2 separate regions of the Homo sapiens genome follow, and region 1 is linked to region 2. Evidence: chromatin contacts called from ENCODE Hi-C or POLR2A ChIA-PET data. All regions are on one chromosome and are shown on one strand. Each heading gives the region's core, a stretch centred on a gene start or an enhancer-like site at or near the end of the contact. The rest is flanking DNA. Distances are from core to core; before and after follow the strand shown. Region 1 overlaps THSD4 (thrombospondin type 1 domain containing 4). Region 2 overlaps THSD4 (thrombospondin type 1 domain containing 4).

Region 1 (3,878 bases), core at 925-3,424, 450 kb before region 2:
GGCAGGGGGTGCTGAGGCAGGAGGATTGCTTGATCCCAGCAGGTCGAGGCTGCAGTGAGCTGAGATTGCACCACTGCACTCCAGCCCGGGCAATAGAATGAGACCCGGTCTCAAAATAAATAAATAAATAAATAAATAAATAAATAAATAAAAATTTAAAAATATAAAAATATTAAAAAAAAGAAAGAAAATAAATGTAGAATCCCTGGCTCCTCCCCACACCTGCTGCCTCAGACCTACACTTTAATGCGGTTCACAGGTAACGTGTACGCACGGGATTCTAGCAAGGGAAGTGGGGCAGAACTAGTGTATCCGAGAGGTAGGCCGCTAACCAAGGTCAGAGATAGCCAATCATGTCCTCATCCCAGGTAAACTCCCTAGATCTCCTAGAGAATCCAGAATCTGGACTTGGTGCCTCTCACAGCTGTGCAGCTGCCCTGGGCAAACCCTCTGACTGGCCATCCCATGCCCGCCAATGCGCCGATCCCACCAGGAAAGGAAGCACAATTCCTTATCTCCTTCCTCTTTTCTTCTCCCTGTCCCAAGGTATGTTCTACAATTTGTTTAGTGTCTTTTCTCAAACTTCATTTTTGATTGTGGTAGAATACACATAGCATGAAATTGACCATCGTAACCACTTTTAAGCCCACACCTCCAGGGCATTAGGTGCATTCATGCTGTTGTGTAACCAACATCACTCCATCTGCAGAAACCCCTTTTCATATAAATCCTCCTTTTGCCTTTGATGGATGAATTTAATATATGACTGTTTTCCCTTATATCCAGGTAACTGGTGGGCTAATGGTTGACTATATATGCCTTTGAGTTATTCTTTGACACCTGAGACTTCCCATGGGAGGCCAGGCTACTGGGGAGGGAACGGGGTGTGGGATGTTTTGAGTTGGCAAAAAGCAGTAGAGGGGCCTGCCATTGCTGAGTGTCTATGAGACACCAGGCACTTACAAGACATATGAACGATGGGATGTAATGATTCACTTCACCTAGTATTATGGAGTGACCACATGGAGTGCTAAGGAGAATTCAATCAAGTTTTGCATACACCCTCCTCACCTTTGGAGACCCTCAGTCCTCACATAAGGATAGAAAGCCTACGATAATTCCTCTCTGGGCCTTTTTTTTCCCCCCAGAGCCAGAAATCAGTCTTGGGATTCTGAGCTAGTGACTCATCTTTGTGTGGTTTTGGAGGCACCTGGCAGACCTCGGTCCCCGGCGCTCTGCCCGCCATCACACTCACCCTTTCGCTCCACTCGGTGAGGAACCAGCTCTTGGCACAGGGTCCCATGTCGCAGTTCTCAATGTCATTCGGCCGGAGCTTCATGTTGCATTCCTCATCGTCAACCACATCCCCAATGTTGCTCACACACTTCACATCACGGGTCCTCTGTCCCACGCCGCAGGGCACCGAGCACTGAAACACAGCACACTGACGTCAGGGGAACCAGCAGCTTCAGCTCTGGGAGAGAATTGCCAGTATGGAGCCCGCAGCCTTTGTGATCAGCCCCATGAGACTGAGGCTCTGTCATGCATGTCACCAGCTGGGGCAGGGATCTGAGCCCTAGAAAACTCCACAACCCTTTTCTACAAGACCTTCTTAGATGCCTCGCCTACTGTAAACTAAAAATAAAATCCTAAGCCTCCCAGCTGACTGAATGGGCCTCCTCTTGGCCAAGGAGACCCCCAGAGAAACCTTAAAAATGGATTTCCTGGCCATGACAGGATGGAAGGTTGGACACACCCTGTCATACCACCTCCGTTTTGCAGTCTAGACACAACCGACCAGCACTGATGTTAAGGGAGAAATCATAAGACTGACAGAATGGACTCTCTGTGGCAATAAGATACCAAATTATAAACAGGACCCAACGCCATGGCAGGCAAGGGGTTAAGTCATGCACCTCTGCCCTTGAAGAATAAACTATGTTCTAAGTTGCCTGGGAAGAAGGTCTTAGGATTCATGGCTTACATCCTGTTTAGAGTAAAGAATATTATTGTCAGTTCCTCAAATCTTATTGTGAATTCTTCAAACTGTTGACATACTGATTAATACGTAACCTGTGGACATTGAAGAGGACACTGGTTTGTTTGGTTTGTTTCTGAGTCATAAAGTTTTGCTGATTTATTTCTGACTCATGAAGTTTTATTGACTGTCTTGCACTTAAAACATTTTAGCCTGTATGTCGTCATCTGTAGCCAGTGATTGCAACCTCTGTGCTGTACCCTCCAATGAAAAAGACAACTCCGATTCAAGGGGTCCCCGTCTCCTCTCCTAAACTTTCTTCTAAAAGCCTTTCAACTTGTAACAGACTTTGGAACATGTCCAACGTTGTTCGTGTGTCTTCTTGGGCTGATCCTTACATTGGCTTCCAATAAATCTTTTATCAAATTATTTCTGCCTTAACAGCCTTAATTTTGACTGACACTACTCTATTCTTCCAGGCCTCAGTCTTTTCAGCTATAAAATGGGTAGGGAAAATTGGAAGGAGTTGGCTCTACCAGCAGTTGCCAACCTTCACTTCACCATGACTCACAAAGCAGATGAGGCCAGTATCAGAGGGCTCCCCCTGGGCTCACTCATAAAGTTGGCTGTGGGTGGCACACACTACCCTGAACTCTATTGAACTATTGGTACATCCTGTGGTTTGCAAAAACAGCCGTCCAGACCCCCACGGGACGGGTTCCCTCCTGTGGAACTCAGGGTTACCCATCTCAGGTCTTGGTGGGGGAGGCTGGAAAGTGTGGTGGGAGCTGGAGAGGGAGCTGCAGAGCGGGCTGCCCTGCCTGCGTACCGAGGTCCAGTCGGTCCGGATCTGCCACTCGCTGCAGATCTTGAGTTGGCAGGTGCTGGTGGTCTCAGGTTTCTCCAGGTGCTGGCAGCGGTAGGGCTGCACCGTCAGGCTGCGGTTGGCGTACACCTGGCGGCACAGAACCTGGCGGTGCTGCATGCCCAGGCCACAGGTCTTGCTGCACTCAGACCACTCCCCGATGTCCCAGCTGGTTCAGGAATGAGAGAGCGAGAGTGAGAGACAACCTTCAGTCAACAGGAAGTCAGCGTGAGCCCGCAGCAGCGTACACAGAATCATCAGAATCACTATGGGTAGAGTTTCTTACTAGAGCATTGCTTGAAAGTCAGCCTAGGCTGGGCACAGTGGCGCACGCCTGTAATCCCAGCACTTTGGGAAGCTGAGGTGGGAGGATGGCTTGAGCCCAGGAGTTCGAGACCAGCCTGGGCAACATGGCAAAACCCCGTCTCTACAAAAAATACCAAAGTTAGCTGGGTGTGGTGGTGTGTGCCTGTAGTCCCAGCTACTCGGGAGGCTGAGGTCAGGGGATGGCTTGAGCCTGGGAGATTGAGGCTGCAGTGAGCCATGATTGTGCCACTGCACTCCAGCCTGGGCAATGGAGTAGGACCCTGTCTCAAAAAAAGAAAAGAAAAAGAAAAAGAAAAAGTCTGCCTAAGGGTCATCTGACTCTGTAAAGGCAGATAAATTTGCCTGACACTTGACATGCTATTTACCAGTGATTAGGGCCCAGATTCTATGAAAAGTTATAGAAAACTGAAAACGTACAAATGATTTTTATCTAATTAAAAAAAAAACCTCCAAAGGTTAGTTTTATTACACTGTAGATCATTAACTCATTTTTGCTACTAACTTAGGAATCTTATTCTAGCATTATTTTTCATTAACAATTCCCGTATCAGTTTTGCAAACCCTCCTCTGTCATCTGCTCTGTTATTAGTTAAATGAGACATCAGCCCATGCTCACCATATACTTGGATGAGAATTATATTTTTATTACTCTGCAAATTAGGTTTTGACCCTTTTAGGGCCCTTTCCCCTTGTTCTTCTTCAAGTGTC
Region 2 (3,714 bases), core at 664-3,163:
GCAATAAGCTCATGAAAAGATGTATAATAATGGAAGCAGGGATGGGGCAGAAACAGCCAAAAGAAAGAAAAGAGCACTGAGGTCCATTACAGTAGCATTTCACAGGTTATCTCATTTAATCCTTTCAAGAGACTTCATGATGTCGATGTTATTAATCTCATTTTGCAGATGAGAAAACAGAGGCTCGGAGCAATTAAAAATCTAGTTATAGCTAATAAATGGCAGGGTCGGGATGAGGCTTCTCAACAAGTTACCAAAATGACTGCAACCAAGATTATAACTTAAAGGAATACGACGTTTTCAGATGCACTGAAAACTGGACCCTTGATTTTATGGCACTTTTACAATGTGATAACACATAAAAACCTGTGATAAAATTTTATGTCCATGAAGCCAGGGACACAAAGCCTTGGCCAGTGTGGAGGATAATGCAGGACAGGTGCTGCGCAGAGTTATGCACGCTGCTTGGCCAACTCCCTCAGCCCTGCTCTGCGTACTGATTCTCTGATCCAAAGACAAACACCCAGAGAGACTTGGCAGGAAGGTGCGTCTTGCCCGAGAGGCACAGACTAATAGAGACAACAGGCCTTAGGGAGGCTTCAGAGGTCATCCGGTCTTAGTGGGCCGAAACACATATCCACGAACCAGATGTATCTGAATTACCTGGGGAGCTCATAAAATGCAGATTCCTGGGCCCCATGCCAGACCTCAGGTGGGTAGGGCACAGAAATGACAATTTTTAAAAAGCTCTCCAGAGGGTAACCCTTATCTATTGTTGATGGGAATGTAAAATGGTACAGACACTTTGGGAAACAGTTTGGCTATTTCCTGAAAAGTTACACATAAGAGTTACCATTTGACCCAGTAATTCCACTTCTAGGTATATACGCAAGAGAAATGAAAACATACGCCCTCACAAAAATGTGTCCATGAATGTTCTAAGCAGCATCATTCATGACTCATCAACTGGATCAAATATCCATCAACTGATAAGTAGATAAATAACATGTGACATATCATACAATTGCCATATTATTGAGCAATAGAAAGGAATAGGCTATCAATACATGCTACAGTATTAATGAACCTCAAGTATGTTATATTAAGTAACAGAAGCCAGATGCAAGAGACCACACAGTGCATGATTCTATTTATGTGAAACATCCAGAAAAGGTAAATCTACAGGGGCAGAAAGTACATAGCTTACTTGTTGCCTAGGGCAGGGAGTGGGAGTGGATGGGGATATTACTGACATGATAAAAATGTTCTAATACTGATTTATGCTGATAGTTGCACAACTTGGTAAACTTACTAAAACTCATTGATTGTAAAATGTGACTCAATAGAGCTGGCTTTTTTTTTTTAAAGAAAATGTCCCCAGGTGATTCTGACGTTCCAGCAGATTTGAGAACCACTGAATTCCAATATACTTACTGTGCAATGAGGAACCTGAAACCCAGAGAGGGAAATGATTCACCCAGAGTCACAAAGTGAGTTCATACAGAGCCAGATTGCCTCTGATCTGTGTCTCCACAAAAGGAAATGGAACGCTAGGAGATGACCTGATGAAATTAACCAAAGGGGACTGCCAATCTCAATGAGTCAGTCCCCATTAAACCCTTTTCCCCCTTAACTCGCAGGAAGCTGGTTTGTTTTGCCTGACTGAACCAGGAAAGGGGCTCAGGAAGCAGCTGTAGGCCAGTGAAAGGACTACAGGCTTGGAGTCAGAAGGCCTGGGTTCAAACTTGGCCTTGAGAGTTCATCGTGATCCTGGGCCAGTCACTTCACTTCCTAGGGACTCATCTGGTTCATCCATCTGTAAACAAAGCCGATCATATCACCCTCCCAGGATCACTGCAGGACCAGTAAGGAAGATATTGAGTAATCCAGGTAGGAGATGATTTCCTTCCTGCCTAATCTGAAACCACAGATGTCCAGCCCAATCTGTTTATCTTAAGGCTACAACCAGAGCATCCCTTCCAGCCTGCAGGGCACTCACATTCCCTGACGCAAGCGCCACTCACCCACCCCAATCTTGGACCCAGTCCCAGCTTGATCCCAGTTCCCAGGTGCCATAAAACTCTGGAAAGGTGGAAACAAGACTGTATTTTTTTTTTTTTTTTTTACAGCTGTGAGAACTGCAGACTGAGAACAATAAGTATTTTTAAAATAACAACCTTCCGAGTGACCACCGACGCATCAAATACTGGATTGGGCGTGGTGTTATTATAAGACCAAGAGAATGTAAAACATCCTGTAACATATCTTAGTAGAAGATCTTTGCCAAGGGAAAGAAATCTGTCTTCTATCTAAGAGGAATGTTTGGTAATCGTTTGGGCCTTGGATAAACTCAGGCCATACGTCTTGGGCCAGGCATTTACATTATGGACTAATCATAGAGCCCTGCAGTGAATATAGACATTGTGGAGTAAGAGTAGGTTACCGAGATGGTCATGGCAGCTTTGACACTCACAGAGACATGCAGCCTGTGTCCGGATGGGGAACATTCAGGCCAAGACCCTTTCTTAAAAGGAAAAATGTGAACGCTGGTATCCCCTGAACGGACCCCATCTAAGTGGATCCTGAACTCCCAGCCTGTGCCATCAGATAAGAATGTCAACATGGCAGAGGGCGAAGGTAAGAAGGGACCCGTCCAACTCAGCCTGCTTGGGTCACATTTTGTTTGCTTTATCAGGTCCAAGAGAAATCTGACTTCTTTGAGGGACCTGTGGGTGTCATTCACAGGGACTCCTGGTAACTGAGCTAGACAGTGAAAAACAGGCATTCTCTGTAAAAGGGCACTTGGGACTGACAAGAAGACAGAAGAAACAGAAGCTCGCCACTCATGACAGCAGCACAGGCGTAGGCTTGGAGAAAGAAAGATGAACTTGAGAGCCTTTGGTTCAGAGAGGTGTTACAGACTTGCTGAAAATGTAACTCCAAGCAGCAGCAGAAGATAAATGAGAACAGAAGGAGCTAGAAGGGAAATGGACTAAAGCAGGAAAAATACAAAGAAAAGCAAAGGCTAGGAGATCAAACATCTAAAACAATACTAGCAAACACATAGCACATGTACTGCAAGTGCCCTGCCCCAGGATTCACGGTGGTCTCACACCCTTCAGGGACCCCCCAGGCAGCCACTGGGAGGGACTGTTTCATGTGCACCTCCCAGGCCTGAAGCAAAAGCCTAGACTTTCCACTTCCAGTTAAACATGGAAGAGTGACCATCTTACACCTCCTCTCCCTTCCAAAACCCTACTAAATTTCCTACTGTTAGGGAATTTTAAAACGTTTTAACCTATGAGGACAAAGCAAAAAGAGAGGAGATATCCACAAATAAAGATTTCAGCAAACTTGGAGAAAAGTAGAGGAAAGCGTTGTAATTGAGTGTAAGTTGCAAACATTCATATCCACTGTGGAGGAAACTTGAGAACAAAGCCATCTGGACTGACAGACACCCCAGTAGCCCAGCCCTCGGAGGCACAGGAACCATGAAAGATGAGGCTCTGGTTCATGATGGAAAACTGAGCTACTAAGCCCATGTTATGCAGCCAGGCTACTACGTAACCCCCATGCTCCTCCCCAAGCAGGGGAGAGGTTTACTCTTCAGAGAAACTGAGAAGGGGCTGCAGACCCAGGAAACAGGCACCATGGAGAACAGAGCTCAGGGCAAGGGGCACCCAGAACACCAACCACACGTCCACCTCCACAGGC

The links. Hi-C counts contacts between places; a loop is a spot of excess contacts on that map. ChIA-PET counts read pairs that join two places held with the same protein, here RNA polymerase II (POLR2A). Pooled maps may share reads with other maps.
Region 1: a map of PC-9 shows a loop between it and region 2 (13-fold over the local background). The contact joins two enhancer-like sites. A Hi-C loop is called at or near these places in 4 of 168 maps with a recorded cell type or tissue (HCT116, MCF 10A, PC-3 and 1 more) and 3 of 50 pooled maps. POLR2A ChIA-PET finds 5 or more read pairs at or near these places in 1 of 52 experiments (HEK293).

What each region holds. Positions count from the first base shown.
Region 1 is chr15:71,745,972-71,749,849 of GRCh38, reverse strand. THSD4 (thrombospondin type 1 domain containing 4) reads right to left here. Exons shown (of 18, transcript NM_024817.3): 13 at 2,808-3,012; 14 at 1,256-1,429. Among named protein-coding and RNA genes, the nearest start is that of THSD4-AS2, 56 kb to the right of the region's middle. Within about 2 kb of position 2,174, at least 9 of the 41 ENCODE cell types and tissues checked have a DNase peak (open chromatin) inside an H3K27ac peak, as active enhancers do; they include HCT116, PC-3 and PC-9, where a contact is called at or near this core.
Region 2 is chr15:71,293,335-71,297,048 of GRCh38, reverse strand. All of the region lies in intron 6 of THSD4 (thrombospondin type 1 domain containing 4), which reads right to left. It overlaps LOC124903520 (a long non-coding RNA gene), which reads left to right. Exons shown (of 2, transcript XR_007064700.1): 1 at 1-1,890; 2 at 2,130-3,714. Among named protein-coding and RNA genes, the nearest start is that of THSD4-AS1, 110 kb to the right of the region's middle. RefSeq lists a silencer at 1,445-1,739 and an enhancer at 989-2,188. Within about 2 kb of position 1,913, at least 17 of the 41 ENCODE cell types and tissues checked have a DNase peak (open chromatin) inside an H3K27ac peak, as active enhancers do; they include HCT116, PC-3 and PC-9, where a contact is called at or near this core.